Regions from separate parts of the Mus musculus genome. Here all the other regions are linked to region 2. The links are chromatin loops, found by intact Hi-C in ENCODE. Cell type or tissue: left cerebral cortex. All regions are shown on one strand.

What was found. Hi-C counts contacts between places; a loop is a spot of excess contacts. Peaks named below come from ENCODE experiments on the same cell type or tissue, not always from the same donor. Only the 100,000 strongest peaks of a DNase experiment are listed, where the experiment ranks them.
Region 1: it touches region 2 in a loop (2.8-fold over the local background); 4 of 42 quality-filtered maps call a loop at or near these places.
Region 3: it touches region 2 in a loop (2.7-fold over the local background); 3 of 42 quality-filtered maps call a loop at or near these places.

Annotation. Positions count from the first base shown.
Region 1 is chr12:26,008,443-26,016,442 of GRCm38, reverse strand. No RefSeq gene overlaps it. Among named protein-coding and RNA genes, the nearest start is that of Gm29835, 33 kb to the right of the region's middle. In left cerebral cortex, no CTCF peak of the experiment used is centred here; a DNase peak (open chromatin) is centred at 3,309; H3K27ac peaks cover 493 bases.
Region 2 is chr12:26,082,998-26,090,997 of GRCm38, reverse strand. No RefSeq gene overlaps it. Among named protein-coding and RNA genes, the nearest start is that of Gm29835, 110 kb to the right of the region's middle. In left cerebral cortex, no CTCF peak of the experiment used is centred here; DNase peaks (open chromatin) are centred at 2,382, 3,870, 4,128, 4,727 and 1 more place; H3K27ac peaks cover 3,647 bases.
Region 3 is chr12:26,176,102-26,184,101 of GRCm38, reverse strand. All of the region lies in intron 2 of Gm29687 (predicted gene, 29687), which reads left to right. Among named protein-coding and RNA genes, the nearest start is that of Gm29687, 30 kb to the left of the region's middle. In left cerebral cortex, no CTCF peak of the experiment used is centred here; DNase peaks (open chromatin) are centred at 3,019, 7,266 and 7,809; H3K27ac peaks cover 564 bases.

The sequences.
Region 1 (8,000 bases), 75 kb after region 2:
GTCTCTCCATTTCTTTCAGCCCTTACCGCCTACCTTTCCTAGAGTCAATAGGCTATCATCACACCAAATGTATTAGCACGCCCCAGGTCTTCAGAGTCTATTTGTGCTCTTGGCTGAGTTCTTAGACTGCATCTTACTAAGTAATATGATCTAGTGAAATGATCCAATAAGAGTTAGTGTGCAACAGTAAAGACACAGACAGATAGACACACACACACACACACACACACACACACACACACAAATGATAGCTCAGCATAGAGAAATCAGGGGCATCCAAGCACTGACTGAGTAACTTCACATGATATATCTTAGAACTCAGCTCCCTTCTTTGCTCATGATTTCTTTTTATTTTCCTTGTGCCTATTTAATATCTATCTATCTATCTATCTATCTATCTATCTATCTATCTATCTATCTATCTATCTATCTATCTATCAAGAATTCTGGTTCTCCAGCCAATCACCCTTTTTTCTTGACTGCTCTGGACATATATCTTTGGCAGATTCTCAGGATTTTGTGAGCTTCTCTCTTTATTAGATCTGTTTTTATCAGTTACCTATTGTCCTATTTGTAGATCTTGAAATCATTTTAACCCATTTCAGTGAACCATGTCATTCAATGACTTCCTTGCAAAGAATAGGAGGTGCTGGTGTTACAGTTGGTTCTTAAATGTACCTCAAGAGCTCATGAGCTAAAGGCTTGGTTCGTGGCTGATGGAGCTGTTACAGGGTATGTAGGGTGTAAATGGAGGCTGCCAGGCATGGGTGCATGCCTATGAAGGGGTTATGAATTCCTCAGCTCCTTCTTTTCTGCAACTGTTCATTACAAGGTGAAAAGCTGAATGTCTTGGTGTCAGGGTCTACAATCACAGGTAGCCCAGGATGCTCAATGTCCTCTGTCTGTGGGTGGCAGCACCAAGCTCTCTCTTGACTGCTTCTGTTGGGGTTGCAGGCTCCCTGTCCTCCCTCTCATATGACGTACTTTTTGATGTATGTTTTTCAGTCCATAGTGAATCTTTAGACTTCTTTTTGTATCCATTCAACAGTTCCCTCGTCTAATGGAAACCCCGTAGAACATTAATGCTGCACCTTTACAGAGGTCTGATGCCATCACAGAGATGCAGAAAGTTATAAGTTATAGACCCTTCCTGCAGATGAAGACAGGTCAGAGAGGACACACGGCTCTCACAAGTCACTCAACACTATTCGTTACATATAAGTACAAACCAGTGGATGACAGCATTTAAAGAAGTTTGCAGAATAACCATATTCCCCAGGATTTCAAGCTTTGGGGTTTTTGTTTGTTTGTTTGTTTTGTTTTGTTTTTTTGAGACAGGGTCTCTCTGTGTAGCCCTGGATGTCCTAGAACTCACTCAGTAGACCAGGCTGGCCTCGAACTCAGAAATCTGCCTGCCTCTGCCTCCCAAGTGTTAAAGACGTGCGCCATCACCTCCCGGCTTGGATTTTAGTTTTAAAATATAACAATATTAAAGATCTTTCCAATCCAGAATTACACTTATAGTCAATACCACAAGTGATACAACTGGCTTTACTTGGGTTTCCTAATATGGCTTTAAATCAGTTTAGGAAATCCTCCATTTTCTCTAATTTACAGAGTGATGGAATACTAGGGGAGAGAAAGACCATGGAAGTAGTAGTTATGAAAGACATAAGCACCAAATGGTGCCTAGCTGTATCTCTAGACACAAAAGCCTAAAAGTCACTGAGGACCTGCTTTTGTCAATAGCAGAACCAGGTCACTTCTTATGATCAAATCACTTCTTCTCTATCTGTATTAAAGATAAAGCTAAATAAATAACAAAGGCACATATGTCCTCTGCTTAGAAAACATTTATTTAATGAAATGTTTTGAAAAGCAGTAACCTCCACCAGCAGTAGACTGTACAAGGGGCCATTTGACACTTCTACTTTCATCATAGCCTGAGTAATGCCCACTTCAGTGTCCATTCCAAAAGGCCAGCATCTTATTTGCATTTTCTCAGGACTATGGAGCTAACAGACAAAGCACAGGTGGGTGACAAGTATGTCACAGACAGAAGTAAAGATTTCAAACCTGGGAGGAAACAAAAGTTGCCTATTTTTAAAGCATAAATTCCACCTGCTCAAAATCCTGTCATGTCCAGGATTTAATTAATGGTCCCTCTGAAGGTGTTAATGAGGTATTCAGAATTGTGGGTTAGCCTTGATTGGCTTCCTAATAACATTTAGCACTTATTTCAAGAGAATTTTGGAATATGCTTATTTTCTCAGTTTTTGAAAAAGTATCTGTTTATTAAAGGAGACAATCTTCTGATATGAAACAATACCAGAATGGTGCTTTCAAATACTTTTCCCTAAAATGAATAACACCGTTCTGCAGTAAGGGTGTCTGAGTTTATTAGCACATGGATTTACTTAGCAGGAGTAATAAAATGCCACAGTCCAAAGCATACAAACAACTGGGATATGCTGCCCCACCACCATTCTGGTGGGAATGGTTTCTCCCAGTACCTCTAAGGCTACTGTTCCAGGCCTCCCTCATTGCAGAATAGAAGGTTGCTGGTTTCCATCCAGTAGACGAGCTCCACCCAGCTCTGCTTTTATTTCCTGAGTGTTCTCCTGTGACCCTTTGTATGTCTCTTTTTGTAAAGATACCAGCCAGACTGTGTGAAGCAAGAGGCCTGCATTTGTGTGACCTTGTCTTATGTCATTGTGTCTTTACTATCCTGTTCTTAAATAAGATAGTGGTCTGATGTTCTGAGGGAAGGGCTTCAGAGTAGGAATGTGGATAGGATGAGATGCGGTTCAAGCCATCATTTACACTGGAGATCAAGCAATCTCCCAAGTCTGGGTCCTTTACCTTTTCCCGTTCTCTAAGTAGAATTTCCTTTCCAAATTCATCCAATTTTTTTTCCTGCTCATTGCAGTATAGGAAACCAAAGACCTCTCTGAAGTGCATGTTCTTCTCTTTTCTTTCAAGGACTTCCCGGAGAGCCACAGACTGACATAGTCACCTCCTTTCCTATCCACTTGTTTTATCAGTGCATTGAGCTACTCAGCACTGCTTTCCAATCATTTAGATGTAAAGGTCGATTGCCAGTTGCCAGGGGCAAATACTGTTTACTAAATTTGCTGGATCTTACAATGTGTTCAGTAGTTGTGAGATTTATAGTTATAGGTCCCAGAAAAAAAAATGCTGTCCTGTAGGCATGCAGCAGGCACTCAGCATTGGATGAAGGGTGTTGGGCAGCAGAAGAGGGGGAAGGGATTGCAAAGGATGCACACACAGTTTCTGAGGCTGGTGCTAAAGAAGTTGCTGGACATATGTTCTTTGAAACATTCTGCATCTCATTTGCGAAGGAGGCAGTTGCAGATGAACAGAGATATATTTAGCGGGAAGAACCAACTCCTGCACAAGAAGAATTTCCTTGCAGCAAGTAGATCCTAAGGTAATTCGGAGACCCATTATTTCCTACCTTTCGCCTTACTGAGGACATTAGGCTGCTGACTCTGTAATCTTTCTATTTCTTGGCCAGGCTCTCCTGAGGCAACTATGCAAGACTGCTCACATGTCTTGTGCAATTAAGTTCTTGACAGTATTATCACAGACTTATGTCACTGTGATGCCAGCCAATTCCAGAGGTCCTGCACCCTCCCTGTTCCCATGGTCGTCCTCTGTTCCTACAAATTAGTGCATTCATGATACTTTACCCTTTAAGTACTGATTAATTGATGGGACATTCTCATCTATTACTCAAAACTTTAGAAGAATTTTATGAGACAGTGAGCTTGCAGGAAGATGACCCTTGAGAGGATGGGGCTGTGTAAGGGCATGGACTGTGTCCTGCTCATGTCATTACCCTCAGCATCAAAACCACAGTTGACATGTAGTGGTTTTATAACAGAAAACAATGGTGAAGAAATTAATAGATGGAAGGATGCTTGCATGCAAGGATGGATGAAGGAATAAAGCCATGGCTCAATCTTTTTAAAGAAATGTATTTCCTAGATTCAAAGGTTTTCTAATGAAGGACACACATACTTGATGTTTATATAATTAAATTGGAGACAAATGTTTATCATTTGAGCCTCTATAAAATCCAAGAATAAGTTGCTTTGGTCTTTAAAAATGTCTTTAAAGCTTGTATAATGGGAGACCTTCGAGAACTACACAAGTGATAGGGAACTGCTACCAAGAATATTTAAGAAACCTGAATTTTTTTAAGTACCAAGAAATCAAACACCACCAATAAATGAATTAGTAAAATGCACGTTGCTCAAAAGGTGAATATGAAACCATATTTCAGTATTAATAGTCATCAGAGAAATGCAAAACTACATTGAGAATTTATGTCACCAAAGTAAAAAATGACTGTCACTAGGAAAAAAAAAACAACAACAAAAATTAAAATAATAATTGATGGTAAGGGTGAAGAGGGGATCTTTTTTCACAGCTGGTGGGAATGGATACCACTCCAGCCATCAGGAAATCACTATGGTAGTTCCCCCCCCCAAAAAAACACCCAAAATATAACAAAACAAAACAAAATACCATATAGAATAAATAGGTCTACTAGATGACCTAGCTATAGCAGTCTTGGGCATTTATCTAAAGGTTGCCAGGTCTGATCACAGACAGATTTGAATGTCAACACTTATTTTATCACTATTCATGATAGCTAAGTTATGGAACTAACCTACATTTCCAAACCAGAAGAATGAACCAAGAAAATACAGTTTACATGCACAATGGAATTTTATTCAGTAAAACTGAACTGGCCCTGTCTTAGGGAACCGTGGGTAACTAACATGAAGAGAAAGGAATGAGAAGGAGGACGGCTGAGCCAAAAAGGAGTGTGCCCAATGTACACTGCACACTTGGTTGAAAATATCTTCATGAAACCAGTACTGTGTGCAAGAAATGACCACTGGTAACATGTTAATAGTCTTTAGACTCCTTTTTTTTTTCTTTTTTCGTTAATTTTTTTTTTTTTGGCATCTCATGTAGCTAGAATTTCTACCAAGAAAGAGAAGAGGGATATGAATGGAGACTTGGAGAAGAGAAAGAGATAGCAGGGACATGTAAGAAAGAAATCAACAAAAGACAAAAAGATCAGGAGTGGGGAAGGGAGCCAGAAAGGGAGAGGAAGAAGGAGACTCTGAGACCCTAGGAAAAGAAGATTGTGCTGTTAAAATTTAGAAGGCATTGGCATGGGGATCAGAGCACCAACTCACTGTTAATATGGAAAATTCCCCACTGGCAGAGAGCAGTGTCTCAGTAGATACCAATATAAAGCAGTATGAGTCTTGTGGCTTATGCCACAAGATTTGTGGAGTTGTGAAATTTTGTTCTTCATAGAAAAATATAACCTGCATTCTCCAGAGAATAAGTATTACTTTATCCAACAGCCAAATATTTAAGGTGGAGCTAAGGAAATGTGATTGGTCCTGAGGTAGCAGGTGCTGCAGCTCATTTAAATCAGCCTTAATGATAAAGAATGGACTTTTGGAGTACCCTAGTCCACAGGGAGACTTTACAGGGAGCTCTCTCTGAGTCCCACTGCACGGGGACAGTCCTTTCTCCACTAGGCAGTTCACATATTCTCAGCCCTCCCTGGCTATAGCATAGGGAATGTTCGTTTAACACAAGCATGGTGGAATTCAAAGTAACAAAGCTAACTTTAAGACATATTAATGCTGTAAAAGTACATTCAGGACTTTGATAGCTTATAAGATATACTTATTTTTCTTTTGTATGTGTGTGTATTTTACCTGATCATTATCTTTGTACCATGTGTATATATTGCTCATAGAGGTCAGACAAGGGCCAAGAACTCCTTGGTAATGGAGTTATAGAGTTCTTCACTTTGTGGGTGCCGAGAACCAAACTGAGATCTTCTGGAACAGCCAGTGCCCTTAACTGCGGAGTCATCTCTACAGCACTAAATGAATAAACAAACAAACAAACAAACAAACAAACAAATAAGTATAGAAAGGTGTTGGCAACAGCACGCAGACTGGTGAGATGTTGCATGTAGAAAGCCAACAAGTACACTGTGCTATAGAAGCCTGAATCACTCTAGGGCCTATGAAGGGTTAATTCTATGTCACTCCTATTGTCTTGGCCTTGCCAAGCATCTTCTGAGTTTACAAATGGACTTATTTGGTTTCACTCAAAGACATGCTGAAAGAAAAGAAAGCTATTCAGTATGATGGCAAAGTCTTTCAGCAGTGTATAGATGTGTTGTATGCATATGTGTATATGTGTATATGTATGTATAGTCCACGCTGACACAAACAAATTCCTCATCTCAGTCCCAGGGAAGTGAGACCAAAGTAGCTGAGCACATTAAACCTGAAGGTGCCACTGCTTGTCCTGCTATGTATGAGTCTATACTCCTTTGTCTCTACAAAACAGTAAAAGCCAACTTCGGTTTATGCTCTATAGAGTCGGCTCAACTATGTTGGTACTGGAAAGTTCCCTCATTTTCTGGAATGCAGTTTTGACTCTTGTTTACTTATGCAATCTTGCTTGTCAGGGTCAGGATTGTCCATATTTCCTCTTTTTCTTTGCTCTCTCTGCATGGATTCCCCATGCAGTATCTCCAGTATTACCACCACATAATGATCAGAATCCACTCTTGAGCAACTTCATCATCTGAGAAAGGAAATCTGTAGCCCTCCGATGATTTAGTTCCTCCATCCTTCTCTCAGGAGCGGATGGTATTTTTGTCCCAGATATAACTTTCTCAGAGTTTCTGTCATAATAAGGTTTTTTTTATTACTTTACATAATTATTATTTCTCTTTTGCCTTTCATTCTTGATATGAAGTCCTCACATTGGTGATAAATGTTCTGTCTTGCTGAAATGTATTTTTTGAGGTTTCTTTAATAAAATGATAACCATTATCAGTTTGTAAACTGAAAATCTCATTCAGTTCTTGAGTTGTTAAAAATAACATTCATTTGAAATAGCTCTTCATATTTTCACATTTTGCTTTTTGTGTGTATGATTTCACTACTTAGGCATTTTTTATCTCATCCCATTTTAAAGACACATTCCCTAGTATTTATTCACGGTCAGTAGACAACTCTCAGCCTAAACTGCTGTTCCTAGAAGCTGAATTGTCATTTCCTCATTGTCTTCAGAATGGTGAGAAATCTCCGTGCTTTCATCTTTCACATTTGCTTAGCACATACATCTTACTGAAACTCTTCTTTTTTTTTTTTTTTTTCCAGTTCTTCCTAGTGTGTGCTAGACTTTTCTGCCTTTGGAGGATTACAGACAAGGTTGAGTCTGAAAACATTTTGTCTTTATCAATGGTGACATTGCCTCCCCAACTCTATGATCAGCCTTTCTGTGATGTGGCAGGACAGCCATCCATCAAGTATGCTTTTATCTCCATTTTCTGCTTTTGCCACACTCGGTTAAACTTGACACAATTCCTGCATATCTGCCTTCACACTCGTTAGCTCCCTTTTTGGGCCCAGTCATGAAACTCCTTTCTCCAGCTTGCATTTCACTTACTGGGTTCTGTGGTTTCTGTACAATTAATTTCAGCACAGCTCAGTTATTTCCCTTGAAGTCTTAGCTTGTGAGTTCTGCTAGGTGGGTGTCCATTGTTCTCTCTGACCACGAGACACACAGAAAGGCAACACAGAATTACCTTTAATTCCATTTGATCACCCTGGCTGCTTTGTTATACTAATTTTTAAAAATATTTTTCCAATGGGATTTCACATACCCCAGGCTGTTACTGAGTTTGCTGAGCAGTTAAAAATCTTGAACTCTTGAGCATGCAGTCTCTTTCTCCTGTGTGTCAGGATTAGAGGCAGGTGCCAACATGCTTGCTTTTATGAGCTGCTAAGGCTTGAACTCAGCTCCCATCTTGATATTTTGGAATTAAGATTTCCAGATTGCTGTTTTGTAGAACTCACAAATACTGTGAATTCATGTATCTGGCCAGTATCCACCACGGTATGATGGGATCTCTCACC
Region 2 (8,000 bases):
CTTTCTCACTGAGATTTCTGGGGATGTGTTTGTATACAGTTGGTAGTTCATAAAAGCCCCAAGGATGCCCACTTAATTTGTTCCTCACAAAACCCTGTGTACAAAGGCCTTTAAGTGCTCGGTGTATTTCCACCATAGTACTACAAAGATACTTCCAGGTTCATTCCTACTGAGGCAGTTCCATAGCCAATTAATTTTCAAAACATGTTGGGAAAGACTACTATAGCCTGTCACAGGTTCACGGTACTTTGTAGCTTATAAGATGGCACCAAAATCCTGACCATATTTAATCTGAACAATAGCTCTTAAAATCTTCAGGGAAACAACGAGATCAGTGTTTTATTAATACAGAAGTGTGTGTGGAGAATCTAGTGCCTCTCCCTGAGGAGAATATCATTTTTCCTTGCTAGGTAATGTGTAAGATGATTATTGACAGTTGCTAACCAAATTTTAAGCTGCCCATACTCTCTGCCAAGGGAAACTCTGAAGGATTCAGAATTTGAGAGAGCTTTGTGAGTTCAGAAGCTCCTCTGTAGTTCCTTTCCAGATGATCTAAATATCTGAGACAATAAGGCAGGTGCTACCACCCCACGTGCCAGTAGAGGCTCTAAAGGACAGCACCATGTAGCTCATCTGACCAGAGGCCAGCCATCCTGTCATTCTGACCCTCCAGAATCAAGCATGTCTTCTGTGTCCTTTGCAAAGCTCTGAATTGGGGAAGAATGCCTGCTCACTTGTAGGTAGCTTTGTGAGTGCCCCTGTTCACAGGTCCTAGGGCTCTAAATGTGTCATGGTGGTTTGGTCCATGTCTCTGGTACTTGTCTGAATGAGGTAGTGAAGCAGCCTTAAGGCTCTTTCTTTCAGAGGATCAGTTTAACCAGGCTTGCCATGGGCCTTCTGTTTTTAGAAGATTCCTGGACAGAAGGTCCAGACCAGTTCAGATGCACTGGTTTTGTGATCACTTGTTTAACATTGGCCCAGAAAATTAACATGTGAAGTTGTTGATTTCCTAAAATACTGTTTTGTTCAGCTAATATAGTGTCAGGCCCTTAATCCTTGGCCATTGGTTTATGTATTTGTGAAGCAGGCTTCTTGATAGCTACCTGATCTTCTATACCATTTCTAAGTCACAGCATGCTTGGACTCAGTTATGCACTGGCATGATGGCCCTTCCTGGAACTGGCCTCAAGGTGACCACTTACTTGAACATATGTGTGTGCTGTCATGTTCCTGTGAACTCTTTATCAGAAGAAACTCAATTGCTCATCCAGGGACAAGGATGGCTTGTGTGCATGAGATGTGAGTCGGTGCCTCCCCTGCCCTGAAGATGTTTGTTGTGCATCCATAGAGAATTAGAACTCTGGAGACAGGTGCCTTGGTTGGGTGCTTGTTATATCATCTATACTCTGGGTTGTTTCTGCTTGTCTCAGTTTACTCTTTCTGTGGAAAAGTTACGGCAAGTAGCAGCATTCACAGAGCTTGTTCGTGCAAGCTGCTTTGAATAGTGTTTGGTACCTGACTTGTGCTGAGCAATTTTTTAAGCAAACATAAGTGTGCTGGTAAAGGACACCCTGGAAGTCATGTCCCTACCATCTTGCTAATTTACCACCTGCAGACATATCTGCACAATCTTACTGATTTCAGAAAAATCTCCTGGTGGAAATGACTGGTGAACAGCAGTTCTCTTGGCATGCACTTTGGGCATCTGTGCATGACAGGTCATATTCAGGGAAAACTGTTGAGAGGGTAGGAGGGGTAAGTTGGGGAAGGGGCAGGTCCTGTTTGCCACGGTGGATGGGCAAGCAGGATACTTCCTTACTGCTCAGTTACAGACTCTCTTTTGTCATTTCTGTTCTCCAACTTGAAGTCCAAGGGGAAGTGATTCCTCTAAACTCAAAGTTGGCTGAAGAGGATGCTGATGTACTCAAAGGCTGCATCTCTGCAAATAGCTGTCTGTTCTATTCTTGAAAACTGACATATGTCCACATTCTAGATGAGGTGCTTGAGGATCAGATTAGAAGTAACAGAACACAGAATGTGACTCAAGATCAACTGAGCCAGGAGGCAAGAGATGATCAGTCCCCACGCACAGTGGCCACATGGGACTCAGATGTCAAAGTAACCTCTCTCCACGTGAACACACAACTCATACAGGTGAGTATACAACTCCTCCTTCCACTTCAGGCCAGCATCTCCCTGTATGAAGATGCTACTGAACTCCCAGAAAGTCATGACTTTGGACAAGCCCACAGAGTTTTGGGATGATGGCTCCTGTACTACCCATTCTTGATGAAACAAGTGCTTATGTTGATTGGAAAAGTGATGACTTTATTTCATTTTATTTTTAGAAAAAAAAATCACTGAGCACTGGATGTCGGGGACAGCTGGAGTGTGTGGGACGTGGGACGCTATTTTTTTCCTGGCTGCTTTAGGAACAGAGCAGATGGGTGTCTACTTGATGACATCAGGGGCCATGGGTGGTCTACTCCAGCTGTTGACCATGTGACCAGGTTTACTATGGGCAAGACAGAATGTTTCCTGTCTGTTCCAGGTTTCCCTTGGCCTCCAGCTTCTATGAGTCCCATTGCTGTGTGGCTGAATTCATACCTGCCTCCTTCTTTCTGAAGTAGTCAGCCATGACTTCCTCTAGGGAAGACAATTACCACATACCTTTTGCAGGATGTGCAAAGGAACGCTGAAGAACTCCAGGAAAGTGAACAGTTGATGGGCTTTCCACATAATAAGAGAAGAGCTTCCTGTTTGGAAAGATGGCAGGTCTGGGTCAAGGGAGGTCTGAGGGGAGCTCATCCCCCAAAGTGAGCCTTAAAACGCTGCTCTAAGATCCTCGAGAGGTCTTAGATCTTCCTGGGATCACTGAATGCTCCTCTGGGGTGAAACTGGATATGTGGTACAACATACCACACTCGTCTCAACACTACACCACTGGCAAAGAGCTCCAAACCTTATGTATTACAGGCAAGCGCTTATCCTTGGCTACCCACCACTACTTCAGTCTCACCTCTTCTCTAGGTAGCCACACTCCAGGCGCAGACTTCAAGATTCATGGCTGATGAAATAGGAAAGATGTCAGTGTGGAAGTGATCATCAGTGTAGGGCTGAGCAAGGTGTTTCCCATCCTGGCTGATGCAAGCACCATGCAAGGATGACACAATCTGTCTGTCTGCTCAGTGACACTTCGCCCTCTTGTAGTCCTCACAGGGTAGCTTGATTGAACAGGTAACTAGGATTGGGTGGGAGGAAGGACTGTGACGTTTTGTATGCATGCTGTTAGTTTACTGAGACTAAGAATGGCCTAAACTTGGGCATGTTAGGATTCTCTATGGGATCTTTATTAAATAATACGCCTGGGTTCCCCAAACACCTTACCTCCTTGTGAAAGTAAGAGTACCCTGAAGCACCCTTCTTCTGTGTGCTCTAGAAAGTCTCTCCAACAAGCCACTTTGGCTAGTCTCCTGCCTCTGATGCGATAGCTCTGTATATCACTTTCCTTCCTTGGTGCTTTATTGCCTGAGCTTTTCATCAGTCCTATTAAGTCCTTACCCTTCTGTGACTTTGCCTTTGAGGAACTTACAGATCTAGGGTGGAACTTGCCTGGCAACAAGAAGAACTGGGGTTGGAACTCGCGCTTCCAAACTGAGGGCTGAGGCTTCCATGTGGCTTGTAGTTTGGAGCCAGCAAGTTCCAGTTCTACCTCCCTCGAGAGCCATGTGATGCTTTAGGGTACCTCTTCCTGTCTCTTGTCATGTAAGGCTTCCTGCGAGTCCCTGTGGGAAGGTGACTCAAAGCCAGTTTTGAGTTCTGTAGAAACTTCTTCAACACCAAGCAGGTAATTCAGGGGTGGGTGCAGACTTGATTTTGCAAGTGCATCTGCTCTGTTTATTTTTGCCTCTCTGCAGCATTATCGGCTTCTGCTCCATATGGGTGATCCATATTGTGCCTCAGTGAAATGATACCACATTATGCTTTTATGCCTTTATCATCAAACACTACTCGTGAAAAAAATCACCAGGTTTGCCTAGGTTCATCTGTTCAATTTATTTTTCCCAAACTTTATTTTGAATAAAACACCTACGGTAAATGTGATTTATGTAAATGAATAAAACAAAACTGTTATAGAAGCTTCCTTGACATCATTCGGTCCCGTTCTGTCGGGGCGCTACTCTGCAAAATCCTCTGGCAGCGTGCATTCCATAGAATTATATTATTTCTGAAATCACAGAGCCAAAGAGATAAAACTATAATATACTTTCAGATGCTTTAATTTAATTTTTTCGCCTCTCTCCCCAAGCTTCCCATATGGAAGAACTCCAATATTTTAAAAGGAGCTTTTACTTATGAGAATCTTCCAGCACCATTCCAAGTGCCTGTAGCTATTCCCCTCTCTCTCCTACTCTCCGCATTTCTCTAGCTTTCTCACACCTCACTCCCTGGTTTTATTTAAAGAATGGCAATCCATCTTTGCTCCCCCCCACCCAAACCCTTTTCCTTTATTGTTATATTTTCTTGCTTTCTACCCCCTGGGACCTGGATGGAAGAATTTCCATTTTTGGAGCTTGTGCTAGGGGCTAACTGCTGTGCCCAGGATTTATGCACATTATCTTATTCTACATGAGAGGCAGCTCTGGGATGCCTTCTTATCTCCCGTGGTCAGATGAGAGGAGAAACCTTGGGAGGCCAAAGGGTCTGGCTAGCTCAAAGAAACACCATTGCATTAACTGTGGTACACTGGGTTTGGTTAGTCATGATAATGTGAGATGGTTGGTCTTACAATAAATGCGTTTGTACCTGGTCTCTGGAACAGTGTGCTTCTGACACCCCAGGTGATGCACTGTCTCTTTAGCAAGTAGGGGCACATCACACAGTAGATATACTGAGTACTATCTCACCAAAGAAGCTACCACAGAAGTTTTATCAGCTTGGGCTAGCTTTTTCATCTGTACAGTAAGAACACTGTGTCCCAGAAAGAGGTTGTGACTTACTCAAAGCAAGACATCCTGCAATATAAAGTGTGGTATCGTGAGGTAACTGAACATGGTGGCCAGCAGCCATTTTTTCCTTGACATAACAACCAACAGGAGCTTCCCAAAGTCAATAGAGAAATAAAGCAGACACAAATGAGTTTCTAAATATTTACATTGGAATATATGGAAATAAAGATTTTTGCAAACTCGATATTCCTAAAATATATCGTTTGACGGCTCTAAATGCAAACATTTAAAAATAAAAGTGAATCATACTTCATTAATTTATCATAAAATACTGTCAGCTTGATTTGGATGACTGACTCCTTCTCCTGGTTGGTGGGCCATCTCTCTAGCATCAAGAAGTGTACATAGATGGCTACAGAAATTTCTCGAAGAGTTTTTCAAGTCTTCTCATAATTTTCAAGCCTGGGGTCAGAATCTGAACCCTTCAGCCTGTGATTCTCTTTGTGGGTTACTTGTCAGGAGAAATGTAGTAAGAAGACTAGCGCAGAGACTGGAATTCTTTACAGTGTTAACTAACGGCCTGGTTCTCTGTGTTCGAGGCTCTAGCACCAGAATGGTGAGTAGAATACCATCCTTACTGCCAATTAGCAGGGAGCTGTAAACTATCAGGATGCGCTGGAGGAAGGGAACTGAAGTTGAACTGGTATTTTTCATGATGTGACATCATGTGACATTGCCTCAGTCTCCTTAGTCTCAGTACGTGCGTCTTCCACTGAACATGACTGCATAGGTATTGGTGGCTATCTAGAAGAGACCATGACCATATTTTAGGACTGACTTCAGTTGCTCACAATCCATTTCAGTCTTGGTCCTGGAGGACTGTTTTTTTAATTATGGAAACAAAGTCTTGTAATGTTCTGGTTTCCTGCTCTTTTTTATGTTCCTTTGTTCCTAGGAGAAAAAAGTGTACTCCCACTGATACCAACTATACAAGAAAGTCGATATGAGGAAAGCTGCATCTGAGTCTTTCCTTAAAGCATCCTTGAGGCTATAGATATCCTGTTCTTAGCATATCATAAGTCAAGGCAGCAGGGCATTCATCTCCCCATGTGCATCCTCAGAGGAGCTGACATCTACATTATATCACTTGCATTGTGGTTTTGATACCTTCCCTTTCTGTGGAGATCATGGGGACAAATATCATCAAAGGGAGATCTTCTCTACTATAATTCAGAGGAAAAGGGTTGCCATACACAAGTCATACTCATAAAAAATACAGATTTTACTGTGTTGTTCTCTATTTAGGGGGCAGCCTACTCCAATCTCTCTTCAGAGTGTTTATTTTGGTCTGCTAAGTAAATATCTGCATGTGTCTCTTGAGAGATATCCTGCTCACAAAACCCCCAGGAAGAACACAACATAGTCACTACTTTATGAAATATAGTAATATAATGGAATACTGTACTAATTGCCATCCTATATGAGGTGATAATTTTGACTTCCTCCAAGGTTAATATTTAGCAACAATAGTGTAAGGTACATGACAGAATTAGTACTGCCTGGACAGGGTAGTGGGACTTTAAAGATTATCGAAGGTTTACATGAATTCAGATGTAGTTTAGGAAATGGAGGCCTAGAAGAGACAGAGAGAGACAGAAATCCCAGTCTAGAGCAACAGTTCTACAAGAATGCTGCTGCTGTGGCAGGCAGAGACTTCTCTACATGGACACCTCTGACAGTCTAAGAGGTGAGGTGTCATCACTGCAGGTCCATGAAGCAGAAGGTTGAAAGGAAGGGCTTACTTAGCTCAGAATTTAACCTTAAAACCTCCCCGTTCTCCACCCTTCTTTTCCCAATCCCTCTCTTAATGTGTGCCCATTTTGTCAATTCAATATAGACAATCCTTCATTAAGATTCTCTTCCAAGGCGATTCTAGGTTGTGTTGATAACTAAAGCTAACAACAACCTGCCTTTCATGATTTTTTTTCCAGAGAGCTAGGCAGAGGCATTCTGGAGCTCTAACCGTAGCAGGTTAGGCAGCCCGAATTGCTGGTGAGCAAGCTTTCCTGATACTAACTGCAGCAAGTATCTGAACACATCTGAACACAGGATTCTGATTGGCCCTTCACTTCTGTTAGTAAAGATGACTTTGCCTAGACTCCGATGTGGGAAAAAGGCTTGTCTTCTTCCAGTCGTATGTAAGGCAGTAAGGGAGAATATCAACTTCCATCAGATAGCTTCAAGCCCATTAGAGGTAGCTAGAATGCAATATAAAATAAAAAGAAAGGAAGGCTCTGGAAAAGTCCCTAAATCTCTAACCACATTTCTTTTAATACTTGAATATGATTGTGTACAGCACGCCATCCCCCCCCACTTTGATAATTATCTACATTAATGAAATGCAGAATGTTAATAAACTTCTGAGCATGGTATGCACTGTAGCTTTGAAAGTACACTGCTTTCTTCAGCTGCTCTTATATTCCTAAACTTATGTTACTCCTTGTGATGGTTTGTATAGGGTTGGCTCAGGGAATGGCACTATTAAGAAATTGTTGGAGCAGCTCTGACCTTGTTGGACTAGGTGTGTCACTGTGGATGTGGGCTTTAATACTCTCCTCCTAGTTGCCTGAGAGCCTGTGTTCTCCTAGATGCCTTCAGAACAAGAGGTGGAACTCTCAGCTCCCCCAGCCCCATGCCTGGACACTGCGATGCTCCCACCTTGATGATAATGGACTGAACCTTTGAACCTGTAGGCTAGCCCCAATTAAACGTTGTCCTTATAAGAGTAGACTGGGTCATGGTATCTGCTCACAGCAGTAAAACCCTAACTAAGACACTCCTCTATGCTAATGAAGCTCAAAAGGTCTAAGGATTCCAAATGAGCAAGAGTTCTAAGAGCTCAGGAGTCCATTCTCATTTCCATATTCCTTGCCTGAGTACTCTGGTTCAATTTCACAAGTGCAGCCCTATCAATATCTGTATTCTATCCTTGAAATCAGTTTTGCTATCAAATGTAAGGTCTTGCTTGTTGTCTTGTGTCCATAAACCATA
Region 3 (8,000 bases), 93 kb before region 2:
ACTATTCTCTAACAATTTCAGAACTTAGAAGTCAGAAATCAAAGTTCCAAGGGGCTCCAGTCCCTCTGAGGGCTTTAATGAATTTTTGTATTTATTCTCATGCCTGCCTAGTTTCACACACACTGGTTTCCTCTCTCTGTATAGGGGTGTTATTGTAAGCCCCCATTTAACCTGGCCTCATTTCAATCAGTTGTATCTGCAAAGACTCAACACACAAATAAGATCACATCCTGGGGTTCCATGTAGATATAAATACAGGACAATATTCTTCAAACCAAAAGCTGAGAAATGGCATGGTGTGCTTCTATATTTTTTAAGGCTAGCATTTCTATTTTGTACATCTATAGTGGCTTCATCATTCCACTGACATTACCAAAATGTTGAATTTTGTACTTGTTTTTATTAGAACTTCTAACAAATTAATGACAACTGCTTTAATATCTCTGAGTGATAATCCCAATGGTCTACATCTTATCTAAGTCGAATTTTGTTGATGGTGTTGACTCTTGGCTATATGTTATACTTCCTGGCTTTATTTAGTCCTCATACCTTTGGTTATAACCAGGTATCTTATGTGAAAGCCTGACATATACAAATTCTACACCTGAAAACAGACATACTTATATTACTGCTGATTTGAGATTTGGCCTGAGTATTTGTTAATGTTGGAAAGTATTCAGACAAATTATGGAATGATATTTATTTATTTACTTATTGTGTGTGTGTTTTTTCTGTGTGTTGTGCGAGGGCACACAAATGCTATAGTGTTAATGTGGAGGTCAGAAGACAACATACAAGAGTTGGTTCTAACCTTACACTTTTCATGTTGATTATAGGGACCCAAACTTTGGACCTTGAGCTTGGAAGCAAATATCTTTACTTACCCAACTGTTTGTCTATCTTTTGGAGTGAGTGATAATTTGTTTCTGAGCAAAGATCAGTTACCTGATGGAACATTATTTCTGGATGTGTCTGAGCAGACATATACAAATCTCCATTTACCACTTCCAGACCAATACCCAAGTCTTTCTTGATGAACCAATGAGTTTAATTGGGGTGACTTACAGAAGCGCATGTAAGGATTTACTTTTAGGAACATATCAAATTATGTATGGCTACACAATGAAATATAAGCTCCCTCCAACTGATTATACATCTCCCTGAGGGGTGAGCTCTCATATCCTATATATTCATATATTCACCTCATGAGGCATTTTGGTCTACCTCATGAGCTACTCCTGTACTTCTTCAGTCTGTAAGTCCTTCATGAGTCTCTCCTGAGTCACCTTGTGTAAACACTTGCCACTCCACAAGAGCGTATCATTAGGCTCAGTCTTTTAAGGGTATCATAACCCTTATTTCAAAATTACACAAGTCAGGTTGTTCCTAGGGGATAGAATCCCACCATAGTCAATCATCTAAGCTGTAGATCTTACATGTTGAATCTGGAAAGTCAGGAAAAGGATGAATTTGCTCTCTGTGTTTGTTGGAGCTGGGACATCTATCCTCACCTGGATTTGGCTTTCCATCCTCTGCCCTCCAGACTTGGACTGGACACCATTGGCTTTCACGGTTCTGCAGCTTACAGATGGCAGCTTGTGTACTTTCTCCATAATCTCATGTGCCAATTTTCACAACTACACTATCTATCTATCTATCCACCCATCAATCATCTACCCCATTACCCTCATCTCTCTGGAGAGCTCTAATTAGAAAACCCTACTTGATACAGTATGAAGAAAGAAAATACTGAAATGTGAAGTAGGTCTGAAATGATGGAATCATAGAAAAGAAATTGCAAACTGCTTTTAGCCTAATACAATTTCTCTGGTATGTTCAATAAATACCATACAGAACAAATATCCCAGTGATGTGGGCCTTATATGGTGATCAACAGAGGCATGTCTTGATCAAATTGCTTTCTAGTTAAAGGGCTGACACCCATTTTCTGCTGGACTTGCCTCCTGGAGAAGAGGTTTCTTTCCTGCCTACTGTGTTCCCTATCATATGGATGTTTTCTCTCCTTCCTTCACATTAATGCTGTAAGTATTGTTCACCACACACACACATACACACTGCCAATTAAGCCAAGCTAATCACAGAGATAATTGCCATGTGACTGGAAAGATGAGGAATGAAACCATCACTTCAGCCTACGTGTTTATTTCTATTAAAATTTAAGTTTTCTCTTACCTGTTGCAAATTAAAAGCTAAGTAAGTGTAGAACATGATGGGCACTTGATGGTACCCAAATGAAGGAAGGGAGGAACCGAAAGAATTAATGCTTTTGTAAACTGATTTTCACTTTGATGTGCTATATAAGGATACACTATGACACATTGTTTTGCCTATTATTTCTGTATTAGTAGCGTCAGCTAAGAAAACAAAGTAAACCAAATAGAACTGTTTATGTTCCAGCTGGAAGCAGGGGAGCTAAGGATAAGCATTCTAAAAGCGTTCTAAAATCCAAAGTTCTTTAAATAATTTCTTTGTTGGTTCTTGCCAGCTTGTTAGGTGATGAGTGGCCTTGCAACAGCCACCCAGGTGGCCCTGTAAGCAGGCTGTTTATGGGGACCTTACAGAGAATTCTTCTGTGGAAGGAAAAATGAAATCTCTCTGCTTCCCTCTTGTTTTTATTGTTTTTTGTTTTTGTTTTCATCTTCTACCTCTTTTCTTTATTCAACATACATTTTGTATATCCAAAGACAACAATGTTTTAGGCCTGGGATGAGAAGATGGAAAGTCAAGGTCTTCACTCGCCCCCACCCCAGAAGCTTCCACAGAAGGAGCAAGAAAACCCAAAATATGTATCTCAGTTTTTTTTTTTTTCATCTTGGCATTTTTATGGGCAGAGCAGAGATTGTTCTGCCATGGTGCTGGCGATGCCTTCCCTTCTGGCTCTCGCAGCCTTTGTTTTTGGCTCCCAAGAGATACCCCCCTCCCCCCATCTCTGTGTGTGTGTAGTTTAAAGTGCAGTGAACCGCACACTGAAGTTCTTTCTCTCTGCAGATTTTGTAGATGTGACATCTCAGCCCACACAGCCCACCTGCTCCAGTCTCTCTTTCTTCTTTAACAACTGGTGTTTGGAACAGCGGTGCTGACTCTGGAGGAGTTAGCAAAGCGTGAGGCAGCCAGAGAAGCCCAGAGTACTCAGTCTGTGCAGATCAATTTGGAGCCAGCTGGCCAGGTGTTGAGATCAAGACCGCATGTCCATCAGAAAGAAGGTCACAAGTCCTGGCATGGCCACTGCTAGCGTATCATTCTTAATAAGTACAGAAAATTCTGGAAATGTAGTTGTTTTAAGAACAGTGTAAGGAAGTGGAAGCCTTCCTGGGATGCAGGTGTGTGGTTAATACTTTGTGGTTTGTGTGTGGTTAAAACTTTGGTTTTTTTTTTTATGGCTTTCAGCAGCAATTTTGGTTGTTTCTTTTTTCATGTATATATATATATATGTATAATGTGTGTATGTGTGTATGTGTTTATGCATATATATGCATATTCACATGTATATATGCATGCACATATTTGAGAATACATATGTCCATGTTATGCATATGGGGAAGCCCAAGGTTGAGAATCTTCACTGCTGAGTCTTCCACCTTATTCTTTTGAGTCAACATCTCTGGCAAACCCTGACCTCTCTCCTATGACTGGTTTATACTAGCCAACTTGTTCCAAGGATTGCCTGTCACTACCTTCTAAGGCTGGACTTACAAGGAGACCACCACACCCAGCCAAGATCTCTATAGATGCTGGACACCTGGACCCAGGTTCCTTATTCAGGTCTTCTTGTTTTTGCAGCAAGTGCTATGAGCACTGATCTAGAATTCTGGCCACCCCATTTTTAAAAGAGGTAACATGTCCCCTGGTGTCTGTCTGCATAGTCAATCTGAAGGGCCTTGCTTAGCTCTGGGTCCCTAGTAGTGATCTCTGTGCTTGACAGAAATGAATACAAATGAATGATGATGGCAATTGGTGGGAACCCTCCTCTTTAAGAGCCATGTTGTAGTGTTCAGAAGTCTTGACAATACCTTCCTGTCGTATGTAGCTATCTCCATCACTGGGAGTGAGATGTTCTTAACTAACATTGGGATTTCCTCCTTGCTCTTCATGAATTACTGATCACTGCCTTTTATTCTCAGGACTCCTGTAGCACCTTCATAGATGCCTTTCCTGTGATCTTTAGAGGGATTTATGCTCTTGTACTTTTGTAGTCTGGGACTAAGTCTACATGCCCTAGGCTATCAAAATTCAGCATGGCTTTGTCACTTTCAAGAGGTCAGTGAAGTGTAAGCTAAAGCAATCCTTACCACTCTAGGGGGTGGGTCTTTATGATCTAGAGTATAATCACATTCTAATTTTCCTCCATCTAAGAAGCCAGCAAGATTTTAGACAGTAACCAAGCAGGGAACAAAGATCCTAGAGGAAATTTGACAGTGATGATCAGCCCGGGGTGCAAGGTAGACACATCAATGGCTCCTGTTTATGCCCATCTTGACTAATGCAGGTACTAAATCCTGATGAATCTACTACCCACGAAGGCAGTGCTATCTGCTTTTCTGTGACAGTATCCAGTACTAGTCAAAATGAGATGGCTTTGCTACATGTATTGATGCTATCCAATAGCCCCGTGGTTATGGTTTGGTTGCTGTGGAAAGCATGATCAAACATTCTACAGTCAGCATTCTCTGTTCTCTTGGTTATCTCAGCAGTAGATTTTACAGTGTGTAAATGTGCAGAGTGGGCACTAGTAAAGCACAATCAAGACACAGCTCCACATGTACTACAAGTGATGCTCCGTTGTGACTCACCTGTGCCCATTCTGTTATAGGCTGCCCACAGCTAATCTTATGCTATTTATACTATCACGTATCTGTGCAAAGACAGAAGACTTACTTCCTACTTCTTTACAAAACACATTTGTTGAAATAATATTTTGAGTCCTTCCACTATGTTGATTGCTTGATCAAACTTTTAAAATGTGTAATGAAGTTCAAGGTTGTCTCCTGAACAGTAGAGTCTTTATGTGTCTATCCAAGCACACTGCACCAAGGTCCAGTTTCATGTACAGGGATTACTGTTTCCTTGTCTTATGATTGCATCTCAGTACTTTCCATAGCCTCCTATCTAACAGGGACTGAGATCCACTAACCTGTAATATGTGGAGCTATAATGAATGGATCTCTTTTAGTCTTAACCCTCTGGGACTGTAAGCTACAATGAACTTAAGCTATAAGTTGCTTCTGGTCATGCCATGATGTTTTACTGTAACAACAGAAAAGTAACTGCATCAAGGAGGAAATATTTAGTTTGGTTCATTGTCTTAGAGGGTTCAGTATGGTTGTGTGATGGACTTGTGTGCTTAGGTAGAGCATCATAACAACAAAAGAGTGTGGCAAAGGCTCTTCACCTCATAGTATACAGTGTTTTAGTTTTTCTTCTGATTTTGTGACAAATGCCTTAAAAGAAAGCAACTTAGGGAAAATAAAGTGTTTGACTTATTTGTGACAGTTTAATGTGGGAAACACAAGACAAGAATTTAAAGTGTTATATCCAGTTAAGAGCAAAGAAAAAACATGTGCATAGCCATTGTTTTCTTGATTGCTGTTCATGTTCAACTAGGTTTCTTGTTTTCCTACAGTTCATAGTCCAGCTCTCGAAATGGAAATATTCAGAGTTCTTTGCACTTTCAGTAAGAACCAATACAATCAACCTCAGATATGCCCATGAGCCAATGTGATCTAGGTAATTCCTCACTGAGGTTTGCTACCCAGGTGACTCTAGACTGTGTCAGGTTGACAGACAAAATTAACCAGTGCTACCTGGAAGTAGAGGAAAAAAAGAGAGAGAGATAGGCAAAGGCAAGGGAAAGAATACTTTTCAGTGATGCCTCTGGGTGATCTACTTTTATCAGCTAGGTTCCATCTAAAGTTTCTGGAACCTTCCTAAAGTGCTAATAGGCAGAACTGAAGTATTCGCCACAGAAGCCCATGGGCCACATTACCTGTTGGGACTGTGGTACTGTCTTGTCTAAGGACCTGAAGTGGTGGGGCATCTTCAGATGCCCCAGTGATCAGATACTCCATTGAGGCTGTTTCTTTGTCTGCATCCTCCTGGGGGCTCATGAGCATTGACTGTTTATAATGGGGTAGGGAAACCTCTTTCACCAAATATTCCAGGCTCTGCTCCTCAGACATAGCATCACCTTGTGTTGGAAGGGAATGGAACCCCTAAATAGTCTGTTTTGTCAACTAGATAAAACCTGAGTGAGAACATCGGAAGTGGCTTTTCAGGGCAGCAAGTTGATGCTGGCTTCAAACTTGAATTTGTATTGTTATTATCTAAAGGATGTTCAAACGAACACTTCACAAGGAATCCTGAACCTGTGTGTTGTGATTTACTTGTGCCATGATGGTGAATGCACTCTGAGGGGCTTAAAAGCACCCCCCCTCCCATTGAGTCTCTCATGTAGACAGAGCTGAGAACCATGGAGCCACCTAATACTTTGCCAAGAAATTATACACAGGTGTTCTGCCCTAAGGCTTATAATGAGTAATTACTTTTCTTGTTTGTATTTTTTGTTGCTGTTTGACAGTTTCATACATTTATATAACAAACTTTTAGTCATTTCACACCCCCATTTTCTTCCATCCCCCCCTGAAGCCTTCATCTCAACAAGTCTCCTCTTCCTTCCATGCCTTGTTTTGTGTGTAGCTCACTAAGTATAGGAATTACTTGTGTGAGCATGGGTGGGAGTTTATTTAGTACTCATAGGCATTATAGGAGAGTGTACCATTATTCTACTACACAGTCATGATATCCAATTAATTTCTAAGTATAGATATTAGAGTTTATGGATTAATTTTATCTAAATATTCATATGTATTAATATTAATGAGCTGCTTCTTACTGTAGGGAGGTGGTGGGTAGTACAGTAACCTTAACTGGCCAAAATGCTAGTGGACTGCTCAGTCTGAAATGGAAGAACTACATCAGCCACTCACAGACTCAGGGAACACAGGGGAAGAGGGAGTAGAGAGAATGTAAGAGTTGAAGGTGAGGGGCAAGTTGTAATTAATTTTTGAAGTGGAGGGACCTGGATTTTACCTGCAACAATGTCAGGAAAGCAAAAGGCAAGATCACGTGGCAACACCTCAGTGACTCTCAATACTTTTCCTGTTTTTTCTGCAGTGTTCTCATTCCTCCCACTGTTCACCATAACTTTTTCTCAGGCAAATGTGGGCAATGACTTCTTTCGACAGCCTCTTAGAGACATCACAGTGTGTTTTCCTCCTAGGGTAGAATTTTTTTTTAAAACTTTTTCCTAAGTAATATATAAAAAAATAAAAGGTGTATATCTTGTCACTAAACAGAACAGTTTTCAGAGGTCTAAGGTCTGTGTGTAACACTTTCACTTCCACACATGACACCATGTCTTTGGCGTCTTGACACTATAAACAGGATCTAACCTGACTATTAGCAGTCACCCACAGGCACGCGTCTCTCTCTGTCAGCCCTACAAGCTGTTAGGCATTAACACTCGACGAAAATATGCCTTGAAAATGTCACGGCCTTTATCACTGCAGCTGCTCTTAAACTTTCCTAGTTGAAACTAAGTATGTTAGACAACAGGGTAGGGACAGAGCCATAAGAGCCAATGACTGGTGAAGATTGCCGAGCCTGGGGTGAGGCAGCAGAGAGACTCCACCCTTCACGTGTGCCCCGAGGAATGAGAGCTGTGAGGAGTGCTGTTGAATTGTATCAGCCTCCAGGGCTCTTCCTGGGATCTGTGGGAGAGCATCCTGGCAGTGTGGCACCCTTCCAAGGATTTTCTGTTGTATCGTCACTGTCTCTGTTGGTTAAAAATACTTGTTGTCTGCCGGGCTACACACTAAGGTGTTTCTGAATCATCAAGTGTAGGAATTATTTGTTTTCTTTTGAAAGGAGTAAGTAAACCCTTTCTGCATGAAATTTGACACTGAGCATCCACATTTAGTTAT